2 separate regions of the Homo sapiens genome follow, and region 2 is linked to region 1. A link is a loop called in an ENCODE intact Hi-C map of the cell type or tissue named here. Cell type or tissue: Caco-2. All regions are shown on one strand. Each heading gives the region's core, and the rest is flanking DNA. Links, peaks and the distances in the headings are about the cores only. Region 1 overlaps PARP11-AS1 (PARP11 antisense RNA 1). Region 2 has its middle 110 kb from the start of CCND2.

Region 1 (16,323 bases), core at 3,981-11,980:
AGTTAGGAGCAAAGACTGGGAGTTGCCATCAGGGCTGAAGGCTAAAATCATGAGACTGGATGAGCCTATTGAGAATGAGGAGAGCGCAGGCCAAGGAGTGAGACTTGCAGGACACCGACACTCAGGGACTTAGGGAGCAGTGAGAGAGAGAAAGAGAGAGAGAGAGAGAGAGAGAGAGAGGGAGAGAGAGAGAGAGAGTGAGAGAGAGTGAGAGTATGTGTCAGGGTGGAGCAGGAAGCAGCAAAGGCAGAAATAGGGCATTGCTTTGCTAGTTCATAGCCTACTTTCTTCCCTAAAGAAGGGAATACAACTGAGCATGCAAGAGAGGACCAGATGTAGACAATTTCCTGAAGGAAGGAGACATCAGCTGGGCCACCTGCTTCAGGGAGGCCTGGGAAGAGGGGAGGCTTGGAAATATCACCAGATTTGGGAAGAAGGTCACTGGCTATTGAGGGAGCAGGTACAGAAGAGGAGTTTGGGCAGATGCCCAATTGCAGGGGCTTAAGATGTGATTAAAGGAAATGGAGACAGGAGGAGGGTGTGAGGCCATACCCATTGAAATAGTGCTCCTATGGAATGAAAGAAAAACATACGGAGGCTCTAAGGACCAAGCACACAATCTTACGGGAGTTCTAGCATGACATCAGAAGGACTCATGGAGTGGACGAGATCACGGAGAGAAAGGGCCAAGAGACTCTGGAGGTGATGGTGCACCCACGTGGTTCTCAAGATTGTCTGTCTAGGTTTTCCTTGTAGCTCAGCTGGAAGCTTCACATGGCAGGTGGAAGGACATTTCCAGACCCTTCATTACTGCCATAGCTTTTGGAAAGATTGAATACAACAAGGGACAGGGAAGTGTGATGTATTGTGTCCTAAAAACCCCTCAGAAAAGACAATTTGAAGCAGAACATATAAATGATATCTTGTGTTACTTTCCTCATTCCCTTTCTTATTTACTTTTCCCACATGCCTCTAAGTCTGGATGCAATTGTGTGTCTCTAGGAGGTGTTCTAACAGGCTTCTAGTCACCATGAGAAATCTTAGAGTCTCCTCTTGGAGCTGATGACTTCGGGTCTAGACCCTGAAACATAATATTCTACTATTCACAGTAGAATGAAATGGCTTCAAGTCCCTGCATGTCCCATGTATTACATATTTAGTATGTAATACTTACAAGAAATGTGACCCTGGACAAGGGGCGAGGCTTCCCTGGGCCTGGGTTTTCTCAGGTAGAAGGAGAGCATGGTCGTACCTCTGCTGCCCAGCCTCTCGGGGAGCAGGCTTTCTTCCCGAGCGATGCAGCAGGAGAGCAAGGAGGAAAGGAGGTGACAAGGCAGAGCAGAAGAGGAGAAACTGGGTGGGGAAGCCAGAGTCCAGGCGATGGACTGGCCTGGGATTTGTAACTGGACGGAGGCTGAGGTGGGTTGAGGGTCTGGGGCTCAGGCATGGCAGGGATAAGGGTGGCTTCACAGGAAGGACTTCCCAGGGCAAGTGCTTTCCTTGACTCAAAGTGACGAGCTTTGACAGGGCTTTGGGAAAAGGGGGAGATGTGGCTTAGGTGATATGCTTTCTGGATGACTGTCGATCACGAGGGAGCTAAGGTGCAGGAGTTTACGTTCCCGGGCCTGATGATGGGGACAGCCCAGCACGTGGCCGGGCAGTTTCTTCACACACTTTTAGTTTTGCTTTCTTGTAAAGAGTTCCAGTGTTATCATTATGTTTAGCAGTTATAAACACTCCCGTTTATTACAAGCTTACTAAACACCAGCTTTACATATATTTGCGTGGGAAATTTGTACTTATCACCCCCAACCAAGCCTATGAAAGCACCGTACAAACACTGCTTTGTAAGCCTTGGACTGACTTGTCAGTTTGCAGCTTTGCTTATAATGGTACACGGTTTGGCCTTTCAACTCCTGACTTTTTCTTGGTGATTGAAGACTAGAGGTAGTGACCACAAAGGAAGCTAGAGCCTCTTCTCATGTGTGTGAGGAGGACTCTGGAATAGGAAGAAGGGTGTCTGTGAGTGCTGGACTGGGCATGCCGCCCAGGAAATAAGATCCTCACTTTGTCCTGCATTTCTCCTTTGGTATCAGCCCCTGGCCACAGTGGAGACACAAATCACTATTGTAGCACCTGTCATCCCACGGAGTGTGATCTGTTTATTTGATTGTCTCTCCCTTAAGATGGCATGTGACCTTTTTGTGAGCAAGGTCTCTCTCTCTCTCTCTCTCTCTGTCTCTCTCTCTCTCTCTCTCTCTCTATATATATATATATATATATATATATTTTTTTTTTTTTTTTTCTTGAAGCAGAATCTTGCTCTGTCCCCCAGGCTGGAGTGCAGTGGCACAATCTCAGCTCACTGCAAGCTCCGCCTCCCGGGTTCACGCCATTCTGCCTCAGCCTCCCAAGTAATTGGGACTACAGGCACCCACCACCACACCCAGCTAAATTTTTTTTTTTTGTATTTCTAGTAGAGATGGGGTTTCACCGTGTTTGCCAGGATGGTCTCGATCTCCTGACCTCGTGATCCACCCACCTCGGCCTCCCAAAGTGCTGGGATTATATGCGTAAGCCACCGTGCCTGGCCTATATATCTTTTATATAACTCCACGTCCCTAATGCCCATGTTCTCAACAGGGTTTGGTACACAGTAGATGCTCAGCAGCACATGTTGAACAATTGAATGACTTCTTGTCTCTGCTTTGTTTCTGGCATGCTTTGTGAGCTTGTGCACTGTTGATTTTTGGAAAGGCATTATTTTTCCTATGTTACAATCTTATCACAAGTCTTTTCTCACAGCTATTTTACTATTAGGACAATGGTGTGATTCTACGGTGTTAACTGACTTATTGCAACTTATAATTTACTAGGAACAAGCATTTCACAGTGTTGGGGGTCAGGGAGGCCAATCCTCCCTTTCCACGCGCTCACATATTTAAACAATCCATGTCTGCTGGGATGTATATCTGGTATGATATCGAACACACAAAAATAGTTTCTCTATTATTAAAAACTGTAACTATGCCACTTTTTAGATAAAATGTAAACCTGGCCTCCAACCCAAAGATTTAGGCTGTCTTGGCCAATATAGGGAAAGTTAGATTAGGATAGGGTTGGCATCGATGAGTTCAATTAGTAATTGTGTGTATTCTGCAACTTTTCTCAAATCCCTTATCTATGGTGACAGGGGAGGAAAGTGAGCTAGTTTAAGAACTTCATTATCAATTGTATAATAAATCCTTTTATTCAGATAAAGGATTATTATACGTTTTAAAATAACATGCTTTCTAGTATTAAGCTACCTGAGCAATGGCTCACCTTTCTGTTACTCCTAAATTGAAAGAGAAACTACCATGTATTACATAGTTACCCAAATGCTCTGATCAGAAAAATTATATATAATGGCTTCAAATTCATTCAGTATTTCTCCATGTTTATTAAGCATCCCCAGAACAGTACTCAATGTGGGAAAGGCAAGGAGAGCTGGGAGAGAGGACCCCCCAAGACATGCAGATCAATAACAATACAATTCAACATTTCCACACCCAGATGTCACAGATAATATTATTTTTTAGTATCAGATGATCTGCACTGAATGCATTAGAAATTTAGAGAAAGGAGGGCCGGGTGCAGTGGCTCACGCCTGTAATCCCAGCACTTTGGGAGGCCGAGGCGGGCAGATCATGAGGTCAGGAGATCGAGACCATCCTGGCTAACAAGGTGAAACCCCGTCTCTGCTAAAAATACAAAAAAATAGCCAGGCGTGGTGGCGTGCGCCTGTAGTCCCAGCTACTTGGGAGGCTGATGCAGGAGAATGGCAGGAACCTGGGAGGCAGAGCTTGCAGTGAGCCGAGACTGCGCCACTGCACTGCAGCCTGGGTGAAAGTGTGAGACTCTGTCTTACAATAAATAAATAAGTAAAAGCTCATGTTAGCCTAACATAAATTTAATCTCACACTCCAGCCTGGGGGACAGAGCGAGACTCTGTCACAAAGAAATTTAAAAAAAGAAAAAGAAAGAAAGAAATTTAGAGAAAGGAGTGTATCATGATGTGGAGTAGTTAGGAAACACTTCCCAAAAGAGAATTGGTAAGTAAACGGGGCTTTAAAGGAGGGGTAGAATCTGACTGAGAGACGTGGCCGGGAGATATTCTACTTTAGGGAAGTAACCTTAGCAGAAGGACTGGGAGGGACATGCACGTGCATATTCAGAAAGAGTGGCTGAGTCCATCTGCATGGAGAGCAGGTTTGAACCTGGGAGAAGTAGGAGATAAAATTGGACTAAAAAGTGGGGACCAAGAGTGTTGCACCCTGAGCGTCACACTGAGGTATCGGAATTCTAAGCCAAAATGCATTTCAAAATAAAAAAAGGGTAGGACACATTTTATTCAGGGGAAACTAAAAGCCAGGATAAATGAGAAAACTTAGTAAGAAAATGTCAGATTACTTGAGACATAGAACATAGGCCGTTAGACCTTGAAGGGACCTTCAACTTCATCTGATACAAATGCTTTCTTTCACAGATGGGGATATTTAGGCTAAAACAAAATCAAAACCTGCCCACGCTCACTCAGCTAGTAAATGGCAAAGCCAGAGCTAGAAACGAGTGTGGTGTTCTTTTCACCCCCCTTAATAAATTCAAATCTCCAGACTTAGACAAATCACGTCCCAGGTTACTCAAAGAACTCCCAGAACCATTGTCAATAATCCTTGAAAAAGCATGGAGAATAGGAGAACTGTTAACAGACAAGAGAAGGACAGAGTTGTCCCCATTTTCAAAAAGGGGGAAAGGGGCATATTATAAAAACTATAAGCCAGTCAGCTTGACAATTATCCCTGGCAGAATTCTAGAACAGAATTTTAAAAGGCTATTTACTCCACAAACATTATTATAATAATAGAAAGAAGGGGGAAATAACCCACAATTTCACCACTTTAACCCATCAACTGAACAGATTATTAAATAGACTCTTTGTAAGTCTTTAGAAAAGCAGAGATCACTCAGAGCCAACCCCAAACCTCAGAAACAAAACATGTCTTCATTTATTCCTTTTTTGATAAGGATATTAGATTGGTAGAAAGAAGAGGCATCAAAACCATACTTTCTTTCAGCATGGCCTTTGACAAGAACTTTTATAATTACCTTGCCATAAGACATGAACTGGCTGATAGCCAGTGGGTGCAACCATGGCTAGGGTAGGAATTATACCTACATGGTGCTGATTAGTTCGTAGACCAGCCTGAGGGAAACTATGGTGGCGAGTCATGCAGATTCTGTCTTTTAAATTTCCCTAACAGTAATATTTTTATCTGCCTTAGAGGACATGCTTGTCAGATATTCCTATGACATGGACAAGGAGGGATAGTTGATTTGAAGGATGATGGGCTAATACTAATAATAGTAACAATAAACACTTATTGAGAACTTACTTCGTGCCATGAATTGTGCTAAATATACTTTTTGCACGAAATCATCACATATAAATTGTACCACCCTATGAGAAAAGTAGCAATATTATCTGCATTTTAGAGATAAGAAAGCTGATGTTTTAAGAGATCAAGTCAACTGCCCAAGATGACATAGCTTATGAGGGAGGAACAAACTTTTGGATCCAGGTATGTCTGGCACCAGAGTCTGAATGAAATTACTCTAAGTAATTTTAACAGCCCACAGCTATGAACTGAAATCCTCATGGTATCACAGGGCGTAACGTCTGCATTTTAATTCTAAACGTCAACTGTTTATGTAAGGGCGGGTAGATTTTGCTACATCCACATTAGTGGCTTGGGAGTTTTAGTTGACCGGGGGCTTTAAAGGGAAAACGGTGTGACATAACTGTGCAGAAAATTAACCAAATTTCAGCTGCATTCATAGAAGCATACTACTTAAATCCAGGCAACTAACATAGGCCCACTGGCTGTGAGATCAGAACACACTTTAAGATAAATCAAAGAAAGATATCCAAGATAGAGCTAGAAAAGATGTCATATGAAAAATTACTGCAGAAACGGATGCTGTTTTTGACTGAGAAGGCCCAAATCATCACAAATTTGAGGAGCAGTCATATTACAAAAGAAGGTTATACTGCATTCCTCTAAAAGGAAGAATGGAGATATATGAGCACAAATTATAAAGAGCCATGCTTTGGCTTAATCTAAAGAAGACTATTCTAACCTTAGAACCGTCTAGAGATAGAATGGGCTGCTTCTCCTGAGTGGTCAGTTTGCTGTTACTACAAGATTCTAAACAGACTGGCCAACCACTTGTTCATGTGGAGGAGATTATTGTGGGGGTTAGGAGGAAGACAGATAATAAGTTCCTTTCCCAATAAATTCTCACTTTGGGAGGATGAGGCAGGTGGATCGCTTGAGCCCAGGAGATTGATACTAGCTTGGGTAACACAATGATACCCCATCTCTGCAAAAAATAAAAAATTAGCTGGGCATGGTGATGCACACCTATAGTCCCAGCTACTCGGGAGGCTAAGGCAGGAGGATCACTTGAACACAGACGTTGAGGCTGCAGTGAGCCATGCCACTGCACTCCAGCCTTGGTGATACAACCATACTCTGTCTCAAAAACAAAACAAAACAAAACAAAAGAACAACAACAAAAAAACAACACTAAAACTCAACTTAGGTGTTAGCTTAACAGAACTTGTTTGGTGGTTATAGTTCAAATTGTGAATTATTCCTCAATTGCTTCATCAAATAATCCTCAAATAAGTGCAAACAAGTTAAAACAATCTGCTCTATTATGAAGTAGAAGAGCTCATTTAATTTTAAATGAGGCTGGGCACGGTGCTTTACACCTGTAATCCCAGCACTATGGGAGGCCAGGAGTTTGAGACCGGCCTGGGTAACATAGTGAGACCTTGTCTCTAAGAAAAAAAAAAAAAAAAGATAATTTTATTAAGGCAACTGAATTCATATCAGAATTATTCAACTGGTAAAGACCCCATCCCATATCAGAGTAAGAATTTAAGACATCACTTTTGATGATAGTGTTCAACTAAGTCCCCTGACCACTTATCTCTGGTTTTGACCCTGCGTAGTTAAGGGATTTAGAGTTCTTTTTAAATACTTTATTCCTAAGGATACATTGTACTACTTTAATTCAGTCCTGACCATTTGGTTGATTTAGGGTAAAGCAGCTCAATTAGATTATTGCTACTCCAGAAAGCTGTTCTAAAATGTGCTCAACAAAAGCTGGTCTTGTCCAGAAACAAAATAATTCTCTGGCTTATTAGAACTTTTGTGCTCATGGATTGTTTTGCTTTGTGTTTTGTTTTGTTTCATTTGGTTTTGTTTTAATCAGAAACGTTCTTGCCTGTGTCCCAGCGCCATCTTGTGTTAGAAATGAGCATATTTTCCAATTAGGTGGAAAAAATCCATTTTGGGCGATCTGTGAGGGACCACTACTCCTTTCTGCACCCTAGAATATCTGGATTGGAAGAAACCCCAAAGGTCAAATGTCATCTAGGCAAGACTTCCCCAAGATGCCTGCCAGAGGTAGAGGTTTTTAGTCTAGTCCCCAGAATATGCGTAAATCCAGGAGGCTAGAGCTGGAAGAAATTCTCCTAGAACAAATGAAAATGAAATAGTTGGATGAGAGAGATCAGAAGCAGTTTTTCCTTTCTATTTCCTTTTAGTTTCACTTTCATAGATCTCCTGGTATGTTCAGAAAAGCAAAGACATGTGACTGGAGACCTACGGAAATGCTCTGCCGTAGCTTCGGGAGCAGGAAAGGATCTGAAATGATGACATAAGAAAACGCATAAATACCCTACAATGAAGGGTAGAAGTTAATTTTTTTCAGAGCAATGCTTTTCAATAAGTGGCTGCCAGGCAGATCTTGTTCAACCCTATGTCATAATAAGACTTGTCTTAAAATCATTCCATATTTAATGTATTGGGCTTTGAAGAGAAGGATATATTTCTCTTCCAATTTTAGGATTATTTAAGATTTGAGTTAATGTTAAGAACCTTCTATCGAATAAAAATACTCTAAGTGTGATGCGAGCATTATCCCAAATCCTGAATGTAGATGGAGGGTTTTGGATTTGTTCATAGCTAACATCCCTTTCCTGCTCTGAGAGTTTCTTACTCTGTGATTTGGGGCCACGCACAAGGTCAACAGCAAGTGCCTTTGTGTCAAGTTATCCTGGCCCAAAGGGCGCAGGGGTTGGCAGGGTAAGAGTCTCCTTGTCGTTTAGCTGCACAGTTGACTCAAAGCGAGTGATCTGCACCAGATTTCTAATCACTCATGATTCTCAGCTGCTTCTTGCCTCTTGTGTCCTTTGGATGGTTTGTAAATTCACTTCATAGTCTCCCTCAGTAGATGAAAAATTCCACAAAGACAGGGACTGTATCTTTTGCTTCCTACATCTCTGGGCATCTTGGTGCTGATGAATCTGAGCCCAGAATCTGATTTGTGTCAGTATGACACCAAATCATGGACTTTGAGAGATGGCAGCAACCTTGGAGATCACCTGGTTCAATCATCTCATTTTTTAGTTGGGAAACTGAGGCCCCAAAATGGGATGTTATGCACAATATCACATAATATAGCGGTACTGAGCTTGGATCAGTTCCTGAGTCTCCTGTTTTAGCCACTGACAGTGTATCTCAATCTCTCTGTCTCCACAACTGGCAGAGGACATACACTGTTCCCACTCCAGCTTAAAGCAGCTAACCACACACAAGAACCTACTTCAAACCCAGGAGGTGGAGGTTGCAGTGAGCCGAGATCACGCCATTGCACTCCAGCCTGGGTGACAGAGGGAGGCTCTGTCTCAAAAATTTTTAAAAAGCCCTATGTAAGTGAATATTGCCTTCTGCTTCATAATATACACATTTGCTTTAACATTAAAAATAATGTTAGAAGCTGGGAGCGGTGGCTCACGCCTCTAATCCCAGCACTTTGGGAGGCTGAGGCGGGTGGATCACGAGATCAGGAGATCGAAGCCATCCTGGCTAACACAGTGAAACCCCGTCTCTACTAAAAATACAAAAAAGTTAGCCAGGCATGGTGGCGGGTGCCTGTAGTCCCAGCTACTCGGGAGGCTGAGGCAGAAGAATGGCGTGAACCCGGGAGGTGGAGGTTGCAGTGAGCCGAGCCGAGATCGGGCCACTGCACTCCAGCCTGGGCGACAGAGCGAGACTCCATCTCAAAAAAAGAAAAAAAAAAAAAGTTAGATTTTTTTTTTCTAATAAGGAAAATTGGTACTGAAGATCTAATGGTAAAGAGTCATTTATTTTCCTTGGCATACTGCTGTAATCCCTGGAGTTAAAACAAAGTTGTAATGTTGGATGGAGTGCTTGGGGTTCTGGAATGGTGATCCTCTTTCTGAGTATGGTTCTGTGCCCCCTGAAGGTATGTGAGGGAGGACGGAAGTCAGGCAGGGAGGTCAACAGGGGAGGTAAAAGCCAAGATCTTGACATTTACAAAAATTATGTAATTGTTTTAACAGCTTTGTTGAGGTGTAATTCACGTATAACTCATCCATTTAAAGTTCAATGGCTTTACATTTCAATGGTTTTCAGCATAAAAGTGCTGTGTCTTGAGAAAACAGGACAGAGATCTTGAGAAGCTGGAGCTGGTGATGGTTGTGTTAAAACACACCCCTCCACACAGTGCCTTTTGGAGTATAAGAAATAGTGACACCTAGCTTTTAACTCAGTGTATGCCCTGTCCTGCCTCTTAGTTATCTGTAGGGCGTTATTAAACCAGAGAAGCACCACCCCTACTCCCTCACAAACTGAACTGAAGTTCTATCCATAGACATTTGCTTTATTTGCTGGGCAGAAATAATGGACTTCAGGGATAAACTAGCAGAAAATAGCGGCTCATGAATTGGTAGGGGAAAGGAACAAAGGGCCAGGAAAGGTCATGAGTGATAAAGCAGTGAGCCACGCTGCTTTTTTTTTTTTTTAAGAGAAACATAAATTTATCCTAGGGAGTACACTGGAATCCAATCGAGGTTAAGTAATCAGAACTGGAATCAGAAGTAGATGGCTTAAAACCACATTGAGAGATGGCATGAGGCAGCAACTAGGAGCGTGGGCTCTAAATCCACGCACCAAGGCTCCAGTGCTTGACCTTGGACAGGCTAACTGATCTCTTTGTGTCTCAGATCCCTTAGAGGTAAAATGAGGGTAATAAGAGTAGCTACTTCCGTGGGGTGCTTGTGCGAATTATATTTGTTAACAGAGCTTATAACAGCGTCAGGCACATACTAACTGCCTGACGTTGTTATAAGTGTCACTTATAACACTGCTTACTAAATGTAAGTATTTGTTAATTATTATACCACGCCCTGTTCAATCTGCATATCATCCTCCCACTCCTAATTTTCCAAACACACATAGACACACGTAGACACACACACACACACACACACACACACTCTCTCTCTCTCTCTCTCTCTCTCTCTCTCTCCCCTCACTCTTCCTTAGCATGTGAGGCATATTGCTGCTTGGGAAGCTTGTACCAGCTGCTCCCTCTGCATGGAATACCTTTTGTCTAGATATCTATTACTTTTACTTCCTTACCTCCTCCAAGTTTTTCCTTAAATGTTCTCTTCTCAACGAGGGGCATCCTGAGTACTCCCAACATTCCTTATCCTGATCTATGTTTTTTTCTATAGTTCTTATCACCTTAGAACACACTATACGATGTACTTATTTATTATCTATTATTGTCTATCTCCACATGTCCCTACCCCAAGGCCTGCCCACCCACTAGCATGTAAATCCCATAAAGGCAGAGGCTTTTAAAATCTATTTTGTTCCCTGATCTATTCAAGAGGCTACAGACAGTGCCTGGAACGTGGAGGGTGCTTGCTAAATATTTATTGAATGAAGAATTGAAGGCTAATTCATATTAGATAATCTGTTGTAATTTCTTGACACCCCTGGGTGTGCTCATTAGAAACAGGCTAAACCCTCACATGTCTGGAGTGACCTAAGTCCAGGCAGTATACCTTTTGGCTGCCCTTTCCACCACCCGAGGCTTTTACTTACCTCCTTCTCTCCTAATTTTAAAAATTATTTCTTATGGAAGTCTTTTCCTGTTTTCTGTTCTGAACCTCAAAGCTTCTCACGCTCTTTTTTAAGTCATTTCTGTTGTCCCTTTCTGGATCATTCCTATTAAGTCCTTTTTTTTTTTTACAACGTGATGACCAAAACCCTAATGTGGCATTCCTGGAAGGAAAGCCCCAGCCAGGAATGTCACAGCTCCAGAGTCTTTTCAGAATTCTCCATCCTCTAATTAGGATGGCCACACATCTCAGCTGCTGCTTTTGACTGCCGCTGTGAGCTGAATGCTGATGTCCATCATTGTGCGTAGATAATTTCCCGGAGCAGCGAAAACTAATAATCAGTGGTATTCTCAATAGAGCCTTTCCATTTAGTGTGGGTGAGTTATTTAGCACTTCATTTTTTTTTAGGTTGAATTTAATTCCTTGTCATGTTTCCTAATTAGGAAGATTTGTGAGATTCATTTTGATTTTTTGAAAAATTCCTTTCCAGGAATGCTTATCTCGGCTTCGGTGAATGTTTCATCTGCTTATTTCACCTCTTAATTCCTGCTGGGGTTGTTAACGTGTCAGACTTCAACAGCAGGGCTGATTCTGGGGCTGCCTCATTGTTGGCTCTTTTTCAGACGGAGGCTGGGTCTTTATATTCAAGGCGGATGGGCACAAATGCAGCTTTCTCTCCCCTTCCTCCCTCACCCTCTCCTGGCCCCCTTGGCTTTCCTTTTGCGCCTTCTTCCTTTCTGTCGAATCCAGCCTGTCTCCCATATCCTTTCCTACAGCTCCCCAAATTCTGGTTGTAAATGTGACCTTTATGGATAAAAACAGTTATGATAATAACAGTAAAATGATAGGTAATACTGTATCCTGCATCTCACCACTTACTCCGTTCTCTTTCCTCCTTCTATTGTCTTAGAAGAGATTGATTTTTTTTCTCGCAAATTCACCTTGCTGCTCTCTTCATCCATCTACCTGTTTTCTCCGTCTGATGATTTTCATTTCCCCTTGGGAATTTCCTCCTAACTCTCTCAGCATTTGAAAATCTAACAAACTTCATGGGGTTCCAGGGAGGGCTGCCATCACTCATGATTCCTGGGCCGGGTTTAGCATGGCTTAAGACATTTCCACCCAGAACACATGTAGAAAATATGAAAGATAAAGTAAAATGTTTAGTTTTCCTGAGAAAACTGGTGACCCTGGTCAGTATGCATAGTTTCTACTGCAGTGGCTCTTTGCCTGGAACTATGAAGCAGAAGGAACTATGATGATACATACCCTGCGTTAGGCTACGTATCAGGGGAAATTGCAGGCCTTGCACACAGAGAGTACAGTCATCTCTTGATATCCATGGGGAGTTGCTTCCAGAACCTTCCTCGGATACCAAAATCCTGGGATGCTCAAGTCCCTGATATACAATGATGCATATAACTAACACATATTTGCATATAACCTACACATATCTTCCTGTATACTTTAAATTACCTAACAACAGTACAGATGCTACGTAAACAGTTGTTATACTGTATTGTTCAGGGAATAATGACAAGAAAAAAAATGTCCATGGTCAGTACAGACACAACCATCTATTTTTTTCTCAATATTTCTGATCCATGGTTGGTTGAATGCATGATTGTGTAACCCATGGGTATGGAGAACCAACTATACAATGGTATTCCCCCAGCCCCAATTTCACTTCCTGCGATTTCAGTTTTCCGCTGTCAACCATCACCTGAAAATATTAAGATTCAAGAGATAAATAATTCATGTTTAAAATTGCATGCCATTCTGAGTAGCATAATGAAATCTCATGCCATTCCCTTCCCGTTTTCCCCAAGATGTGAATCCTCCCTTTAGTCACTATTTCCATGGTGTCTGCAGGCGCACCTTCTTTTATTTATTGCACTTTGCTTTATCATGTTTCACAGATGTTGCTTTTTTTTTTCTTTTCCTTTTTCTTTTTTTTTTTTTTTTAACAAACTGAAAGTTTGTGGCACCCTGCTCAAGCAAGTCTATCAGTTCCGATTTTCTAACAGCATGTGCTCTCTTTATGTTTCTGTGTCACATTTTGGTAATGCTCACAATAATCCAAATTTTTCATTATCATTCTATCTGTCATGGTAATCTGGGATCAGTGATTTTTGGTGCTACTATTAGAATTGTTTCAAGATGTTATGAACCGCACTCATATAAGATAGCAAACTTAACTGATAAATGTGTGTGTTCTGACTGCTCCATCAACCAGCCCTTTCCCTGTGTCTCTCCCTCTCCTCGGGCCTCCTTATTCCCTGAGACACAACAATATTGAAAGTAGGCCAATTAATAACCCTACAATGGCCTCTAAGTGTTTAAGCAAAGGGAAGAACACACGTCTCTCACTTTAAATCAAAACTAGAAATGATTAAGCTTAGTGAGGAAAGTGTGTCAAAAGCCAAGATAGGCCAACATCTAGGTCTGTTGTACCAAACAGCCAAGTTGTGAATGCAAAGGGAAAATTCTTAAAAGTGCTACTCCAGTAAACACACAATGATAAGAAAGTGAAAAAAACTGTATTGCTGCTATGGAGAAAGTTTCAGTGGTCTGGATAGAAGATCAAACCAGCCACAACACAGCCTAATCCAGAGCAAGGCCCTAACTCTCTTCAATTCTATGAAGGCTGAGAGAAGTGAAGAAGCTGCAGAAGAGGCTTGAAGCTATCAGAGGTTGGTTAATGAGGTTTAAGAAAGAAGAGATCTCCATGCGCCGGGCGCAGTGGCTCATGCCTGCAATGCCAGCACTTTGGGGGGCTGAGGTGAGTGGATCACGAGGTCAGGAGATCAAGACCATCCTGGCCAACACGGTGAAACCCTGTCTCTACTAAAAAAATACAAAAAAATTAGCTGGGTATGGTGGTGGGCACCTGTAGTCCCAGCTACTCGGGAGGCTGAGGCAGGAGGATGGTGTAGACCCGGGAGGCAGAGCTTGCAGTGAGCCGAGATGGTGCCACTGCACTCCAACCTGGGTGACAGAGTGAGACTCTGTCTCAAAACAGAAAAAAAAAAAAAGAAAGAAGCCATCTCCATAACATAAAAGTGCAAGGTGAAGCAACAGGGCTGGTGGAGAAGCTGCAGCATGTGATCCAAAAGATCTAGTTGAAATTATTGATGAAGGTGGCTCCACTGAACAACGGATTTTCAGTGTAAGCAAAACAGCCTTCTATTGGAAGAACATGCCATCTAGCACTTTCATAGCTAGAGAGTAAAAGTCAATGCCTGGCCTCAAAGCTTCAAAGAAAAAGCTGACTCTCTTTTTAGGAGCAAATGCAGCTGATGACTAAGTTGAAGGCAATGTTCATTTACCATTTCTGAAAACCTTAGAGCCCTTAAGAATGATGTTAAATCTACTCTGTCTGTGCTCTCGAAATGGAACAACAAAGCCTAGATGACAGCACCTCTGTTGACAGCATGGTTTATTGAATATTTTTAGCCCATTGTTGAGATCTACTCACCAGAAAAAAAGATTTATTTCAAAATATTATTGCTCATTAACAATGTGCCTGGTTACCCAAGAGCACAGATAAGGATGTACAAGGAAATTAATGTTGTTTTCATGCCTGCTAACACACCATCCATTCTGTAGCCCATAGATCAAGGAGTTATTTTGACTGTCAAGTCTTATTATTTAAGGAATACATTTTGTAAAGGTATAGCTGCCATATATAGTGATTCCTTTGATGGATTTGAACAAATAATTTGAAAACCTTTTGTATATAATTTACCATTGAAAATAATATTAAGAATATTCATGATTCATGGGAGAAGATTAAAATGCCAACATTAACAGGAGTTTGAAAGAAGTTGATTGCAGTCCTTATGGAAGACTTTGAGGGATTTAAGACTTCAGTGGAGGGCAGTCACTACAGATGTGATGGAAATAGCAAGAGAACTAGAATTAGAAATGGAGCCTGAAGATGTGACTGAATTGCTGCAATCTCATGATGAAACTTGAACCAATGAGGAGTTGCTTCTTACGGATGAGCAAAGAAAGTTTCCTGAGATAGAATCTACTTCTGCCGATCATGCTGTGAACATTGCTGAAATGTCAGCATAGGACTGAAAATATTTCACAAACTCAGTTGATATAGCAGCAACAGAGTTTGAGAGGAGAGGATTGAGTTCAATTTTGAAAGATGTTCTACTGTGGGTAAAATGCTATCAAACCAAATCACATGCTACAGAGAAATCTTTCAAGAAAGAAAGAGTCAGTTGATGGTGGCAAACTTTGCTGTTGTCTTATTTTAAGAAATTACTGTAGCCACCCCAGCCTTCAGCAACCACCATCCTGATCAGTTAGCAGCCATCAAGATCAAGGCAAGAAACTCCACCAGCAAAAAGATTATCACTTGCTGAAGGCTCAGATGATTGTTAGCATTTTTTTTTTGAGAAGGAGTCTCACTCTGTTGCCCAGGCTGGAGTGCAGTGGCGTGATCTTGGCTCACTGCAACCTTCGCCTCCCAGGTTCAAGTGATTCTTGTGCCTCAGCCTCTCAAGTAGCTAGGATTACAGGTGCCTGCCACCACGCCTGGCTAGTTTTTGTATTTTTAGTAGAGATGGAGTTTCACCATATTGGCCAGGCTGGTCTCGAACTCCTGACCTCAGGTGATCTGCCCACCTTGGCCTCCCAAAGTGCTGGGATTACAGGCGTGAGCCACCAGGTCCAGCCGATTGTTAGCATTTTTTAGCAATAAAGTATTTTTAAATTAAGGTATGAGCATTTTTTATAGACATAATGGTATTGCACACTTACTGGACTATAGTATAGTATAAACATAAGATTTATATGCATCGGGAAAGCAAAAAATTTATATGACTTGGTTTATAATAATATTTGGTTTATTCTGATAGTCTGGAAGTGGACTGGAAATATCTCTGAGCTATGCCTGCCCATTAGTTTCTTGGTAGCTGTCTTGGTTATCAGGTTGGAAAAAAAAGTGTATACTAAGTTTGGTACTTTCTGTGGTTTCATGCAGCCACTGAGGGTCTTGGAATGTATCCCCTGCAGATAAGGGGGAACTGCCATCATCTGCTAAAGACCACAAGAGTTTGGGCTACAGTGATGGAGCTCACTCTTGAGTAAGTTATGGGAGAGTTCGGTAAAGTTGTTTTCTGTGAGGATATTTTAGGAAGTCCTAGATCTATTATGTTGCCTCAGCAAGATAAGAGGTGTCTCATTGGGTATAAGCCCAAATACCTGAAAGGGCCTAGGAAGGTAATTTAAACGAGACTGACAGCCCATTCCCAGTCTAA
Region 2 (16,323 bases), core at 2,670-10,669, 280 kb before region 1:
AATACTAATTAGTACCAATATTAATGTTAGTATTAATATTAATTAGTATAGTAATACTAATTGGTATATAATATATAGTACATATAGTATATAGAATGTTATATATACTATATGTATATATGTACTATATACATATATATAATATGTGTATATATATGTATATATGTATATATATACTATATGTATATAGTAGAATTAATACTAATACTTTAGTATACTAAATAATTAGAATTAATATTAGTACTAAAGTGTAGCATTAACTCTATATAGTATTAATATAGTAATATATTAATAATTAATACTTGATACTCATTAACATATACTGTATTTATATATTACCATATATTAGTATACTGTAATATATGAATATACTATATTTATATGTTATAATACTATTAATACCATATAAATAGATAGTATATATTAATGTATCAATTATTAATTATTTATTTATTAATAATTAATATATCAATACTAGATATGGTATAAATACTACACACACACACACACACACACACACACACCTTGGAATACTATTCAGCCACAAAACAGAATGAAATCATGCCTTTTGCAGCAACATGGATGAAACTGGAGGATACTCTCCTAAATGAAATAACTCAGAAACAGAAAGTCAAATACTGCATATTCTCACTCACAAGTTAGCGCTAACACTGGGTACACACGGACGTACAGAGTAGCATAACAGACACTGGAGGCTGCAAAAGGTGGGAGGGTGGGAGGGGGTGACGGAGGAAAAATTACCCATTGGGTACAACGTACGCAATTTGGGTGATGGCTACACTAAAAGCCCAGACTTTCCACTATGCAATATATCCATGTAACACAAGTGCACTTGTACCACCTATATCTATTTATTAAAGTACAATTTCCCTCCTAAGAGAAATTCTGGAGAATCCAAGTTTTTCTATCTCGTTACATAGCATTAGTATTGCCGTTCGTGGACCAAAACTAAATTGAAAGGAACAATGGGCAAATAGGAGAATAGAAGTAGAAGTCTGAGACAGACATGGTGTGATTCTGAAAAGAGAAGAAGAAACTCCCGTGTGCACAGAGAAAAGACGAAAAAAAGAAGATGCATTTTCACTTTAGCAAGAGATAGAGGAGCTAAGATCTTTCCTGCAAGGCAGTGGGCTGCATGTTCAGTTATTCATTTGTCTGGAATCTTTAGATGTCACCCCTTCTGGAGGCCAAAGAATGATGTCAATCTGGAGGCCAACAGATTCTCATCAGCCGTCTGAAGAGCACGGTATTATTCTCAGTCCAAATGGGAAAGATCAGAGAGAATACCTTCTCTGGGCTCACTCAGCAGATAGCACTGCCTTCGCCTGAATTTGCTGCCTGACTCTTGTGATGTCCCCTAGACCTTGCCACCTGACTGGGTTTAAAAGGTAGAGGCCAGAGGAAAACAACTCCTTATTTTCTGTCTAACATTGGTGAGAGAGGATGAGTATCAGAACGAAGCCAAGTCCTTGAAATGAAAGCTTTGGGCATGAACAATAGAGAATTACTGATACTCAGTATATGGGAGTGGTAACGTCCTGGAGATTGAACACTTTCAGAGAAAACTGTTGGCGACTGGAATTGAGAGGCAGAGATAAGGGCCAAGTACTCAGCACTGAAGATGGTATAGAGGCCGTGGGTAACAGTGTGTTCTGGCACACAGACATCCACATGTACACCTCTCCTTTCTTTTTCTTTTTTCGTTTTTGAGACAGGGTCTCACTCTGTCGCCCAGGCTGGAGTGCAGTGGCACTATCTCAGCTCACTGCAACCTCCACCTCCCTGGCTCAAGTGATTCTCCCACCTCAGCCTCCCGAGTAGCTGGGACTACAGGCGTGCGCCACAATGCCCCTGGCTAACTTTTGTATTTTTTGCAGAGATGTGGTTTTGTCATGTTGCTCAGGCTGGTCTTGAACTCCTGGACTCAAGTGATCCGCTCTCCTTGGCCTCCCAATGTATTTGGCATTGTCCTCCTGGCCCCTCATGCCCTGGTGTTTATCTTCAATCCAGGTTAGGAAGTGGTAGGGCTGGGATTCTACTCAGGCTTCCTGACTCCAATTCAAGGCTTTTTCTGCAAGGTGTAGGAAGTGCTACATACTCAGTGGTCTGTCGCTTAGAAATCCAATTGCCCTTTGAAGGAGAGAAGAGGGATTACTAGAACACACAGAAGGACCCAAACTTACCAGTTGTGAGAACTAGAGCAAGACAGTCACTTTCTCTCACAAAGATTATTCACTTCCCCTCAACTCTCAGGATGTTTCCACTTCCACGATGACTCTCCGCTGGTGATGTCAACTCTGACTTCAGAGGGAAAACATAGAAGCCCTCAAATGGAGCTCACAACCTACTTGCATTCCTCCTCCCTCTTCCGTCCACAGGTCTCTCCAGTCTAAGGTGATCTCTCCCCACATGTTTCAGAGTCTATCCTCTCCTGCCTTCTTAACCTTAGGGCTACTGATGCTTTTTCTCCTCTCTTATTTCTTCCACTTCCTTCTCCCTTTCTAAAGACTTCTCATAAAGAAAAAACATGTTCAAAACCTTCCCTTCATCTTGCACCATCTTCTGGTCTTTTCTTTCTCTTCCCTTCACAGCCAAACTTCCAAAGAGCTGTCCAAATGCGTCTCTTTCTTCTCAAGTTTCATTTTCTCCTCAATCCTCAGCAAGCTAGATTTCATCCTAACCACTTCCGTGAGACGGTGCCCACGAGGATCACCAAGGATCTCCGTATCACTGACTTCATGAGTACATTTCAGTCCTTAGCTTACTTGGTATCTCTGCAATATTTGACACAGCAGTCCATTTGCTCCTAGAAACAAAAGCTTTCCTGGGGTTCCATGAGACCACACTCTACTGGTTTTCCTCCTTCTTTTCTGACTTTTCTTTGATCTGCTTGCAACTTCTTCACCTCTATTCACTCCTAAAGTAAGCTCTGTGCTGGGCTGTTTTCTAGCCTCACCTTGCACTCTCTTCCTTGGTATCACAACCTCCTTCATGGCTTTATTATAAACCGCTGATGACTCCAAAATCTAGTTTTTTGGTTTTTTTTTTTGAGACACAATCTCACTCTGTTGCCCAGACTAGAGTGCAATAGTGTGATCTTGACTCACTGCAACCTCTGCCTCCTGGGCTTAAGTGGCTCTCATGCCTCAGCCTCCTGAATAGCTGGGATTACAGGCACGTGCCACCATGCCTGGCTAATTTTTTTTATTTTTAGTAGAGACGGGATTTAACCATGTTTGCCAGGCTGGTCTTGAACGCCTGACCTCAAGTGATCCGCCCGCCTCAGCCTCCCAAAGTGCTGGGATTACAGGCATGAGTCACCATGCCCGACCAAAATCTATTTTTTAACACATATTTCTTTTATTGAAATCCAATTGCCCACTAGAAATTTCCATCTGGATGTGTCTCCAGCCCCTTAACTTCAACATGGTCAAAATGGAACTCAACTTTTCCCAAAGCTGCTTTTTCTTTTTTTTTCTATCTTGTTAAATCATGCTAAAACACACTCCATTATCTAAGCCAGAAACCTGGACATCATTCTTGATTGTTCTGTTATTCCTCACATTTTTGCATTTAACCAAACACCAAGTCCTGTGATTCTATATCTGGAGTCTCTCTTGAGTGAAGCCATTTCTACCCCTCCCCCGCTGCTACCACCTGAGACCAGGCCCCTACATATCTCACCTGTGTTATCACAATCATTTTTTAAAACTGGTCTTCCTACTTACACTGCTGATCCCTTCCCATTGATTCTCCAAACTGCAACCAGAATAGTCCTCCTGAATATAAATCTGATCTTTTTTTTTAAATCCTCCAATGTCTTTTCATTGCCAGTGAATCTCCTTAACAAACCTTGGAACTTTTCTCATTCTCTGGCCTCTACCTTTGCTCACTGCTAGCTGCTTCCTACCTCATGTTTTATATCCATTCTAACCCAGTGTTCTCAAATTGGCTACCCATTGGCCCATTAAAACCCACAGGTGTGTTTTATTTGGCACATGCAGTATATTTTTAAAGTTGAGCCAACATTTAAAATCAGGGAATTTCTCATAAAAATCCAGGTTTTCAGTTTCTTTTGAAAAGTTGGAACAGGCATTAGCACCCCTCCTCCCACCCTTCTTGCATGGCCACAGTTGGTTGGAGCTGAGTACTTTAGCTCTCTAGCGCTCACAGTCCCCGGCTCCCTAGGGCCTCTGTGACGCTGAGGCTGAACATTCAGTGAACGTTGCTGTCACGGTGATTCTGTTTTCGCTGTCTGCAATACACTCATTCATTTCTCCTTGCCTGGCTAGCTCCTACTTTTCCTTGGATCTCATTTTGATCATCACTTCCCAGGGAGACCTCCCTTAAGCCCTAGGGTCTTATATACATGGTCCTATAACACAAAAGCGAAGAACCTCTCCCACACTAGGGACTTAGTATTGGCCAGGTAAAGAAGGGAGGTAGGCTCTGAGGTGGTAAAGGGAGACTGTAAGTAGAGCACAGGACGAGCCATTGATTTTGGGGACCACACCCATGTCCCTGAGCAGAAGGCTGAGGCAGGCAACCCTCACAACATGACATGCTTTCCTAGGTCGTGTTGAAAGTGGCTTCCAGTGCATTGGTCTGTCATGTATTTCTTCTGGGTGCTATTCTTATGCTTCTTATGATATGGAGAACAAAGTCAATTAAGAGTTGATTTAAGTACCTAAAAGGTACTCTGTGTTGTACTAGGAATAGGACAGGTATACATAAATAATTCACAGTCTTATCTTGAGAAGAGTACATGATCCAGTGGAGAAAACATGCACAAATACAAATAATCGGAGTAAAATTGTGAAGATAATAAAGGTGTGTATACAAGGCATAACCAGAATATGATTGCAGGGAGATTATCTCTGCTGAGGAAATCAGGGAAAGCTATTAAGAGGAAATGCATGAACTAAATGTTATGGGATTGGAAAACCCACCACAAAACAAAGCTGGAAGGAAAGCCATGAGAAGTAGCATGAGTCCATCCTAATTCTACAGTGTTAAACGAACTTATGCTAACAGAGTTTCAAAATACACAAAGCAAAATGTGATAGAACTGAAAGAAGAAATAAGTCAGTTCTACAGTTACTATTGAACATTTCAGTGCTCTTCTCCTACTAATTCATGCCCTGGAGAAATCACTCAGCCTTCTGCAGACTTAGTCTGCTCATCTCTAGAGGAGGGAGAATGCTATGTTATGCTTACGTTTTACAGTCATGGGAATGAAATGGCATGGAGGAACTTAGCAGTCTTTTAAGAGCTGTACAAATGTAAGATTTATCACTTTCCTACTATTCAAAATCAATACTTTTCTCATCATTGTACAGCAAACAAATAGGTTGATAAACTCTTGAACATTTACTTTCTGCCAGCCACTAGGCTAGACGCTGAGCTCAAGAGGTATCAGAAAACGTTAGCAGCCTGGAGTGGCTCACAGTCTAATACAGATGACAGACACTGATAATTGTATGTTATATACTTACATATTGTGTGTATATATGTATATATAATTATATATTACATATAATAGGTATTATATGTTAATATATGTTTATATACTATAAATAATAATTTGGCCAGGCGCGGTGGCTCACTCCTGTAATCCCAGCACTTTGAAAGGCCAAGGTAGGCAGATCACTTGAGGTCAGGAGTTCGAGACCAACCCGGCCAACATGGTGAAACCCCATCTCTACTAAAAATAGAAAAATTAGCTGGGCGTGGTGGTGCGCACCTGTAATTCCAGCTACTTGGGAGGCTGAGGCAAGATAATCACTTGAACCTGGGAGGCGGAGGATGCAGCAAGTCAAGATCACACCACTGTACTGAAGCCTGGGCGACAGACTGAGATTCCATCTCAAAAAACAAAAAATACTTTGGATTATTAGGAAAGCTTTAACACAGAAGGAAGCAGAGGGCACCAGGTATCACAAACACCTAGCATTTCTTCCTTTGTTGACATATTCAGATGTGAACTTCCTGGGCGCCAGGCCCATCCTGCAACTTTACAAATGGTGAGTGACACTGGCCAAGTCTCTTTGCCTGTAGAACTCATGTACTTGTGAGCTGGGTGTGTTCGGAAGGGGTTTTGGTAGGGGGAGGTGATGGTAGCACTGCAGATAATAAGTAAATAAATAAGTAAACAAAATAAGTAAACAAGATCAAATAATGACATTCCTGGAAGGAAACTGACAGGGTAATATAACAGACACTGAGCAGGGCAATTTTAGATACTACAGTTGGTGAAGGCCTCTTTGATGGAGGCCTGAAAGGTGAGGAGTCAGCTAGGTGAGTGGTGATGGTGATGGGTGTGTGTGTGTGCAGGGAAGAGGGGAAGAGAGCATTTGTGATGGGGAACCACCAGTTTGGCTATATTAGTATATTTCTATTTTCTATATTTCTATTATTTTCTATTTTCTATTCGCTATTTTCTATTGGTAGTTGGGTGACTCCAACTTGAACAAAGTGGACCCAGCACAGAATGAAGCTATGTGCAAACTTTTTAGAGGAGGGATCCCAGAGGGCAGGGACATTACGCCAGTAACCCAGATAGGAGCCCACCCTCTGGCTGGAGTCTCAGGAAAAGCAGGGAAGGAGTAGACCACCCACCTTTCCTGCAAACCCTGCACAGTTTGAGAAGTGACTTGGAGAGAGATAGAGCCACTTTCCCTTGCCTTTCTGAGCCTCACCCCCTACTCCATCTTCTCCTTGTCCCATTACCCTGAGGGTATGGGGGCATGTGCCATTCTTCCAAGAGGTACTTGCATTTAAGCCAAAAACCCTGGAAGACTGGAAACCCTGAAGCTCCCAAAGGAATTTAGCTAATGTGGGAAATTCAGACACCACTTGAAGAATCATGGTCACTATGGACACTATGTTCTCATTGGGCGCCACAGCCATGCTCCCAGTCCCAGGCAGACCGGGGGCTCTGAGGATGGTGCCTCTGGTCTGTTGGCCCCCTGGTCCCATGGCAGCTCTGAGATTCAGGTTTCCGTTGCTGCCATGAGGAGGAAATGGGGAAGAAAACGCCTTCGCCTGAATTCATGCCTTTTGGTTGTATTGGGGCTGGAGTGAGTTAGGACGGGTATGGGGGATGCGGTGGGGACGGCGGGGGGCGAGTGTGCCTGCCTGAGTACAAGCCGGGCCCGTGCGAGTGTATGTGTGCAGCTCTGTGGACGAGATTCTAGTCTGGGGGACGTTTTACATAAAGTGAGCGTTTAGCCACGTTCACTTCCTCTCCCGTCTGCCCCTGTCCCAGAATTGCAGCTTCCTTTCCTTCCACGTCGAGCCCTCCTGGCTGTCCAATGCGTCTCTCCTGGATAGAGAGAGGGGCGCGGGGAGCTGGGCTCGGGGAGCGGCCTGGGTGGAAGAGCTGGGGCACCCCTGGGCTCAGATGCCGCGCAGATGAGGTCACATCCTCTCCCTCCCGGCTCCTCCGCGCATGAAAGGCGAGAGGAGACTGAAATGCATGTGGAGCGAGTAGGGCCAGGCTTTGCTTGGCCGGGGCTGGAATGAGCTCATAGTGATGTGGGAGATCCGGGCCCACCTTCCAGCTCTCCCCGGGGCGGACGGCGAGGCTGGGACCGCGTGCGTGGCCCGCGACTGTCGGTCCCCCAGGCTCCAGGGAAGGGGACTCGGGGCGGGGAGGCCAGGACGCAGGGCGCGCGGCTCCGCTGGAAGGAGGCGAGGCCCGGGTGCCGCTTTGGGAACTGGGGGGCGGGGACTGCGGGGAAGCGAGGAGACCCCGGAGCCGAGAGGCAGGAAGAGTGAAGAGAGGAGGAGCAGGAGAAGGCGGGGTTGGGGGTTAGCGAAGGGGACGGCTCACGGCTCCAGGCCCATTCCCTGCAAGAAAAAAAAAAAAAAAAAAAAAAGGCAGCTGCGATGGTTGTTACCCAGGCAGTGAAAATGATGACAAATTCGCTGGATAGGAACGTTCTCTTGAAACGAGTGAGAAAGTGGGGGAAAGAGAGAAACTAGAGGGAATGGGAGCGTTGGTGTGTCTCACGCCCTGGGGACCAACCTGAGAATGGAAGCAAGGAGGTGAGCTTGGGACTTGAACCAAGAAGTCGCCCTCCTTGAAGATGCACAGAGACAGCCCTAGGAAGCCGCTGTCCTGGGGAGCGGAGCTGCGGAGACCAGAAGGGTGGCCTTCGCATGCCCCTAAGACAATTTGGAACATAATTTTGAAAATGACCCGTCAAGCATCTAAAATGCTTTATCATAAGTTTAAATACTTACAAATGGTGTGACTTTTGCCATATTGACATTTTATTGACATTTAAAAATATACTGTTATCTCACTATGAAATATCTCAAGTGGAATCTACTGACTTGATCTCGATCACCATCCATTTAAAAAAATGCATGTAAAAGCCCTTGAGAGCTGGAGGTTTGACATAGCTGCCTTGTCTCCTTCAGCTCCACAGAATTGTATCTAATCATATTTTTTTGGATTGAAAATATTTTATTTTCCAATCGCCTGAGAACACGAGCTCGAGACCAGCCTGGGCAACATGGCGAGACCCTGTCTCTATTTTTAAAATCCAAAAATTAGCTAGGCGTGGTGGCGCATGCCTGTAGTCCTAGCTACTCGGGATGCTGAGGATCGCTTGTGCCCAGGAGGTGAAGGCTGCAGTGAACTGTGATTGTGTCACTGCACTTCAGCCTGGGTGACAGAGTGAGACCCTGTCTCAAAAAAAAAAAAAAGAAAAAATATTTTATTTTATTCATTTTGTTATGTTTCTCTGCCACAAAAATGTGTGTTTATATTGGAATAAATTTTTCTTTGACTTCACATAATATTCATACTTTTATAAATAATTACTTAATAAAAGATAAAATTTTACCACAAAAGTATTTTCAATTAGGCCATATGTCCATGGATGAATATTACTTACATGATTCAAGATCAATTTCATTCTGATTTTTCTTTTTTTTTTTTTGAGACAGAGTCTCGCTCTGTCGCCCAGGCTGGAGTGCAGTGGGTGGTCTCGGCTCACTGCAAGCTCCGCCTCCTGGGTTCACACCTTTCTCCTGCCTCAGCCTCCCGAGTAGCTGGGACTACAGGCGCCAGCCACCACGCCCAGCTAATTTTTTGTATTTTTAGTAGAGACGGGGTTTCACCGTGTTAGCCAGGATGGTCTCGATCTCCTGACCTCGTGATCCACCCGCTTTGGCCTCCCAAAGTGCTGGGATTACAGGCGTGAGCCACCGCGACTGGCCTGATTTTTCATTTTTATGGATACTTTGTTCACATTAAAAGTAGATGGCAAGAGAAGTTTTACAATGGCAATGTCATCCAATTCTTTGAACTACTTCCAAATTATTTGCTGAAAAATCACATGGTGATGTATCATCAAAACTATTTTTTTGTCAGTTGATAATACATCAACTGATAACTTGAGTCCTTTTTCAGTATGTTGAAAACAAAGAAATAAAAGTCATTTGACTTACAAATGATTTGTTACTCAGGTAATAGTGTCATTCTTTCCCATTTCTGGCAATTCAACTAAGAAGGCTTTACCCAGGCAGGGCACGGTGGCTCACGCTGTAATCCCAGCACTTTGGGAGGCTGAGGCAGGCGGATCATGAGGTCAGGAGATCGAGACCATCCCGGCCAACATGGTGAAACCCTGTCTCTACTAAAAATACAAAAATTAGCCGGGCATGGTGGTGTGTGTCTGTAATCCCAGTTACTTGGGAGGCTGAGACAGGAGAATCCCTTGAACCGGGGAGGCAGAGGTTGCAGTGAGCTGAGATCGCACCACTGCACTCCAGCCTGGGCAACAGAGCAAGACCCCATCTCAAAAAAAAAAAAAGGCTTTACCCAGGCATATTAAATGGCTTTTAATTATACCTGTCACTCTTTCACTTAAAGGCAGCTTGTTTAACCAGATGTTCTCAGAAAGGTTTAGGGAAAATAGAAATATTCATTAATTTTAATTATATCTTTGTATTAACATGCTTTTATCAATTGCTTTAAATATATATTTCATAAAATCCTTAGTGGTACAAATTTGTTTCACTCAATTTGTGAAAAATATTTAATGGATAGCCAAGCAGCCAAGTTAGACTTAACTTCTGTCAGAAAGAGCCTGCCTTCCTTTTTCAATTCAAAGAAATGTGTTCATAGGAAGGAACCTTTTTGACAACCTTGTCAAGGAGGCTTGCCATGCATTCGTCACCTGGGGGGATATGGAGGCAGCACCTTCCATATTCCCAGTGAAGCTCTCTGGGCTGTGGTCTCATGGGACTGTCTCCCAGAAGCTACACAACCTTTCACAAGAGTGAGATGGAAGAGGTCATTGCATAAACATTGTCATCCTTCCACCTTTGTTCTACAGCATCACTAAATTGAAAACTCCCATCATAGGCCAAATTACCCCATTTCTAAGGCCAAGCTTTGCCCTTAACAGAAATATGTATAAACCAGAAAGGGAAGCCCCAACCTCACTAACGCTGTACCCGAAAGGGGGTAAGTTTAACGGATGATGTGTTGCCCTGACAATTAGCTGAGAGAAAAAGTGGAATGGAGTAAGGAGAATGGAGTAAGGGACTTTGGAGTAAGGGGCTTTGGAATGGAGTAAGGAGAATGGAGTAAGGGATTTGGCCAAAGGTGACCTTCACCTGCTATTTGTCTCAACTGTTTTCTGGGTCTGGCTACTTTGATAATATAAGTGAGCATCAGGATGACAGAAGGAAAGCCTTCCAGACAGGAAACTATGGCCACCCTGTTCTCTGTCCTATGGGTTGACAGACCGTATGATCCTGGAATATCTCTCCACTGGGTTTCACTGCAGAGCAGGATTAGATGGCAGGCCAGGCAAGCTATTGGGAGGGGCAACATTCTGTAGGGGTTTTAAAACATGAATGTCATGTACCAAAATAAAAACTTTAAAACAAATAGGTGGCTGGGCATGGTGGCTTATGCCTGTAATCCCAGCACTTTGGGAGGCTGAGGCAGGCAGATCACCTGAGGTCAGTAGTTCGAGACCAGCTGGCCAACATGGTGAAACCCTATCTCTACTGAAAATACGAAAATTAGCTGGGCACGGTGGCACATGCCTGTAGTCCCAACTACTCAGGAGGCTGAAGCAGGAGAATCACTTGAACCCAGGAGGTGGAGGTTGCAGTGAGCCGAGATCACACCACTGCACTCCAGCCTGGGCGACAGAGCGAGACTCTGTCTCAAAAAAACAAAAAAACAAAACAAAACAAAACAAAAAAACAAAAACAAAACAAACACAATAACACCTCTTACAGACAGCAGTATACATGATTAGAATACTTTGATAAGCTACTTGATGGGTATTTGTGTAGGTAAAACACCAAGGGACGTACTCAGGTAATAACTAATAATGCCTTCATTAATTATTTAGTTCTTGTTGAATGGGGGTATGCAAGCATGGGCCAGAGCTGAATTGTTCAGGGCCATGAATAGCATCTTTACTGCATGCCCCCCAGGAAGCACCTAGCATCTCTAAACAAATGTTGAACATCTTCTGGAGAAAATGTGATCTTATCTATTCTTACCAAGCAGTAGCATTTCAGAGCAGATTCTAACATCTGCTAGGAAGGTCTGTAGCCCGAATGAGTCAATTCAGTTCTCAGTCAGTTATTAGTAAGCTTATGTGGCATGATTTAAATTGTGGCATCTAATATGTCTGCATCAGTTATCAAGGTAGAATTTTGATATGCATCTGTCTGAATCTGGTATTTAGATCTCTATTAAGAGCTAGAGCAGGAAAAGGGGGTTTTATATATTTAGTCCCCACATTAGTTTTCTAGGGTTACCATAACAAATTACTACAAAATGATTGACTTTAACAGCAGAAGTGTATTCTTTCACAGATGTGGAGGCCAGAAGTCTGAAACTGAAGTGTAAGCAGGGCCACACTCCCTCTGAGGGCTCCTTCCTTGCATCTTCCAGTTTCTCTTGGTGGCTTCTGTTGTTCTCCGGTTTGTGGCAGCATCACTCCAATCTCTGCCTCAGTCTTCCCATGGCCTTCTTCCTTGTGTCTCTTCCTCTGTGTCTGTGTGTCTCAAATCTCCTTCTCCTTTTTCTTGTGACATCAGCTGTTGGATTTTAGGGTGCATTGCAAATCTAGGAAGATCTTATCTGGAGATCCTTAACTTAATCACATCTACAAGGAACCTATTTCCAAATAAGATCAGGGTTGAGGTTCGGACATATTTTTCTGGGAGACACCATCCAGCCCATTACACTCCCTAGACTCAAACATCTCATTAATGAGCAGAGACTACTGAGAAATGCATAATGACTGTCATTTGTGAAGCACATGACATGTGTACATTGAGGCTTTGGATGTGTCCAGAATGTAGGCTGCTAGGCATTTGCAATTGGGACACTCAGGGCTTTGACCTTGGCAGTTGGTAGCAGTGCTTGCATCATGCTGTGTAACTTGTTTTGACTGCTGTGCTTTTTAAAAAAAATTATCTTTTTTTGTTTTTGTGGAGATGGGGGTCTCACTATGTTGCCCGGGCTGGTCTCAAACTCTTGGCCTCAAGCAGTCTTCCTGCCTTGGCCCCCAAAGTGCTGGGATTACAGGAGTGAAAAAAATTATCTTTTTATTGACTTACACATATCATAGGTGGATAGTTTGATAAGTTGTTTTTTGTTTGTTTGTTTTTTGTTTTTTTTGAGACAGAGTCTCACTCTATTGCCCAAGCTGGAGTGCAGTGGCATGATCTTGGCTCACCGCAACCTCCGCCTCCCCAGTTTAAACGAGTCTCCTGCCTCAGCCTCCCGAGTAGCTGGGACTACAGGCGCATGCCACCATGCCCAGCTAATTTCTGTATTTTTAGTAGAGACGGGGTTTCACCATGTTGGCCAGGATGGTCTCGATCTCGTGACCTCGTGATCCGCCTGCCTCAGCCTCCCAATGTGCTGGGATTACAGGCGTGAACGACCATGCCCAGTCTAGTTTGATGCATTTTTACAAACAGAACACTTATGTAACCAGCACCCAAATCAAGAAATAGAACGTTACCAGCATCCCAGAAGCCTTCCGTGCCAGTCACAACCTGCCAACTAATAGCCTGAGTTCTAATAGCATAGGATTTGTTTTTGCTTGCTTTTATAATTTATATAAATGTAATCATACAGTATAAACTTCTCTGTGTCTGAATTCTTTCACTCAATCTTATATTGCTGGGTATGGTGGCATGCAGCTATAGTCCCAGCTACTCAGGAGGCTGAGGCTTGAGCCCAGGAATTCTAGGCTGCAGTGAGCTATGGTTGCAACATTGCACCTCAGCCCTGGGCAACAGAGCAAGACCCTGTCTCAAATAAAAAAAGATGAATGAGAACATTTCAGTATACAGTATAAGCTTCTTAAGTATTAGGGAGCAGCACAATTTTACTGTGTTCCTTGTTTTCAAGCCAGGAGGTCAGGACTTTAAACCGAGGCTCTGCATATTTTTCAGAATAGCAGTGAGTGTTAGTGGCAGGTGTCTCTAAGTGGTATAAGATAAACTATCCCCAAGTTCTGCTCTTCTTTTGTGTTGCTATAAATTATCTTCAGGGCAGAGAGAGGGAACTATAGAAGAACTAAGTTAATTCCTGTAACTTGCCCACAGTTTCAAAAGAAACGCCCACCATGTGACTTCAAATGGTTCTGGAATTGTTACTGATATAAACTCTTAACTATTTTTCTAAATGTTGAGGACCCACATTGTGGCTTCACCCACAAAAGGATAGTAGGTTTTATTATGAAGAAAACAAGTAAAAAAGAACGACGTTTCTCATCACAGAGAGAATGGCACCTTCTCAGTTTGTGGTAGAGAGATCTATATTATCAAAAACCCAAGACTAATTGTTCTTACAGAGGGGAATAAAGATGAGGAACACATTTCAGAGAAGTCTATAACAGAAACAGTGTCTGAATTCCAGTGAGGTCCAATAGAGGAAGAGAAGCTAGATTTCAAAAAAAAAAAAAAAAAAAAAAACAGAATGAGTTTTTTTAGGAGTAGCCAGCATCCAGGAAAATTTGAGAAGTCCTCCTAGATCTGCCTAGAGCAGGGCTGCTCAGTAAGAACATTGTAAAAACTATGGGATGGCACCTGAATATTCCAAAGAATAAATCCTTTTTTTTTTTTTTTTGAGACAGAGTTTCACTGTTGTCACCCAGGCTGGAGTGCAATGGCACAATCTCCACTCACTGCTCACCTCTGCCTCCCAGGTTCAAGCGATTCTCCAGCCCCAGTAGCTGGAATTATAGGCACCTGCCACCACGCCTGGCTAATATTTGTATTTTTAGTAGAGAGGGGGTTTCACCATGTTGGTCAGGCTGGTCTCAAACTCCTGACCTCCGGTGATCTGCCGTCCACCGCCTCCCAAAGTGCTGGGATTACAGGCATGAGCCACCTCACCTGGCCAAGAGTAAATCCTTTTTTTTTTTTTTGAGATGGAGTTTCACTCTCGTTACCCAAGCTGGAGTGTAATGGTGCGATCTTGGCTCACTGCAACCTCCGCCTCCCGGGTTCAAGCTATTCTCCTGTCTCAGACTCCTGAGTAGCTGGGATTACAGGCATGCGCCACCACGCTCAGTGAATTTTTGTATTTTTAGTAGAGACGGGGTTTCTCCATGTTGGTCAGGCTGGTCTCGAACTCCCGACCTCAGGTGATCCCCACACCTCGGCCTCCCAAAGTGCTGGGATTACAGGTGTGAGCCACCACGCCCGGCCGTATAAAACCTTTTATAAGATAAATTTCAAAGAAATGAAAATCTAAAATGAAATTCTCTTGCCCTTATCAGTTAAAGTCCAAAATCCCCAAATTTAAATCCTTTCAGAGGTGAGAGATCAAAGATATGAAAATCTAAAATCAAAGTCCAAAATCTGAAGTTTTAAAATTAAGCTGAAGTTTGAATATATTCAAACTTCGGATCCTGCTCAGTCTCACAATGGGATGATAACTAAAGTGCTTACAAAAGTGTAGACAGATTTAGAATGAAAGACCAGAAAGATCAGTGTAAAATACTAGAAAAAAAAATCATTGTGTGAACTTTCTTGTGACCCAGGAAATGCCTGTGCCTAAGGGAATACCTGAGAAATTCATGGAATTTGGTCTCTAAAGGCAAGCACAGGAAAGACGAGATATATTAAAGTGTAGCCAGAGAGGACAAAAACAGAACAAGTCCAGGCCTGGGATCAGTGCTAGACAGATGGAAGACCTCCTGGTGGGAGTTTCCAGCTCAACAAGGTGAAGATGGGCAAGGCTTGGCTGAACAGCGATTGCTTTGAACAGACACAGAATTAATGATTTTATATCTCTCATTATGGGAAATCCCATCAGAAAAAAATCTAGAGGATTATGTTAAGAAAAAACAATTATTGGAAAATAAAACTGGTTTTATATGAAATAAATGGACTGACTTGAACGAAAGGTTAAACTGACACAAAACTGGGCCTTCCTGAAAGAAATAGGGGAAAGTCAAGAGAAATAAAACACTAGAACAATATTCCACAATTGCAGAAAAAGATGTCACAAGAATAAATAGTATTCAAGGGATTGGCACTTTTCAAAATCTATGACAGTGTCTTGAGAAGTAAATGCAGAGAGATTGGTCCTTACCAGGCCCCTAGGGCCACAGATTTCAGAAGCACACATACAGCTTTAGTTCAGGATTCTGCCAAAGGGATCCCCTAGTTGGAGCAAATGGGGGATGAAGGGGAAATCTTTCTCATGGAGACAGTTTTCACAGGCCTAAGCACCTCCACAGCAAAAGGCAATGGAATGATACCAAAGATGCTGCCCTGGGGCTCAAAAGGAAATGGATATAAAGAGGTTTGACTATTCTAATTGCAAAAGAAAGAAAGGCACCTCAAGCAAGAAGTCCTGGTGGCTGAAGCTGCCTTTGTTGAAATTTGCTAAAGTTAGCCTGAAGGTGGTGAAGTCTTAAATGCCACTGAGAGGAAACCATATGTGCAGACCTCCCCACACCTCCCAACACGCACTTGCATAACGGCAAAGTAATCTCAAGGGGAGCTCTGACCTTACTGGGTTTAGGGAGACTCCAGAACCCAGTCTAACTGGCATCCTGGCAGAATGGAAATGATTTTCTTGATCAATGTCTTTCTCTGACATCCTCTGGGTCTCTCCTATGGTTGGCAGTACTCCTATAAGGGTTTGGGAATACAGTTTTGATAGTCAGAACTGCTCCAAGAGCTAGGGATTTGTTGAGTGTGGAGCTGACAAAGCGTTACTCTCTTGGGTTCAACTCGTTAGCTGTTTGGATGCTTTTAAGGTGAGGTTTATGAGAGACTTGGCCA

The links. Hi-C counts contacts between places; a loop is a spot of excess contacts. Peaks named below come from ENCODE experiments on the same cell type or tissue, not always from the same donor. Only the 100,000 strongest peaks of a DNase experiment are listed, where the experiment ranks them.
Region 2: it touches region 1 in a loop (3-fold over the local background); 2 of 110 quality-filtered maps call a loop at or near these places.

What each region holds. Positions count from the first base shown.
Region 1 is chr12:3,876,716-3,893,038 of GRCh38, reverse strand. The region is part of intron 1 of PARP11-AS1 (PARP11 antisense RNA 1); the gene reads right to left. Among named protein-coding and RNA genes, the nearest start is that of PARP11, 11 kb to the right of the region's middle. In Caco-2, for the core only: CTCF peaks have their summits at 7,341 (motif pointing left) and 9,691; a DNase peak (open chromatin) is centred at 7,364.
Region 2 is chr12:4,156,114-4,172,436 of GRCh38, reverse strand. No RefSeq gene overlaps it. Among named protein-coding and RNA genes, the nearest start is that of CCND2, 110 kb to the left of the region's middle. RefSeq lists a silencer at 7,562-7,731. In Caco-2, for the core only: no CTCF peak of the experiment used is centred there; a DNase peak (open chromatin) is centred at 7,556; H3K4me3 peaks cover 879 bases.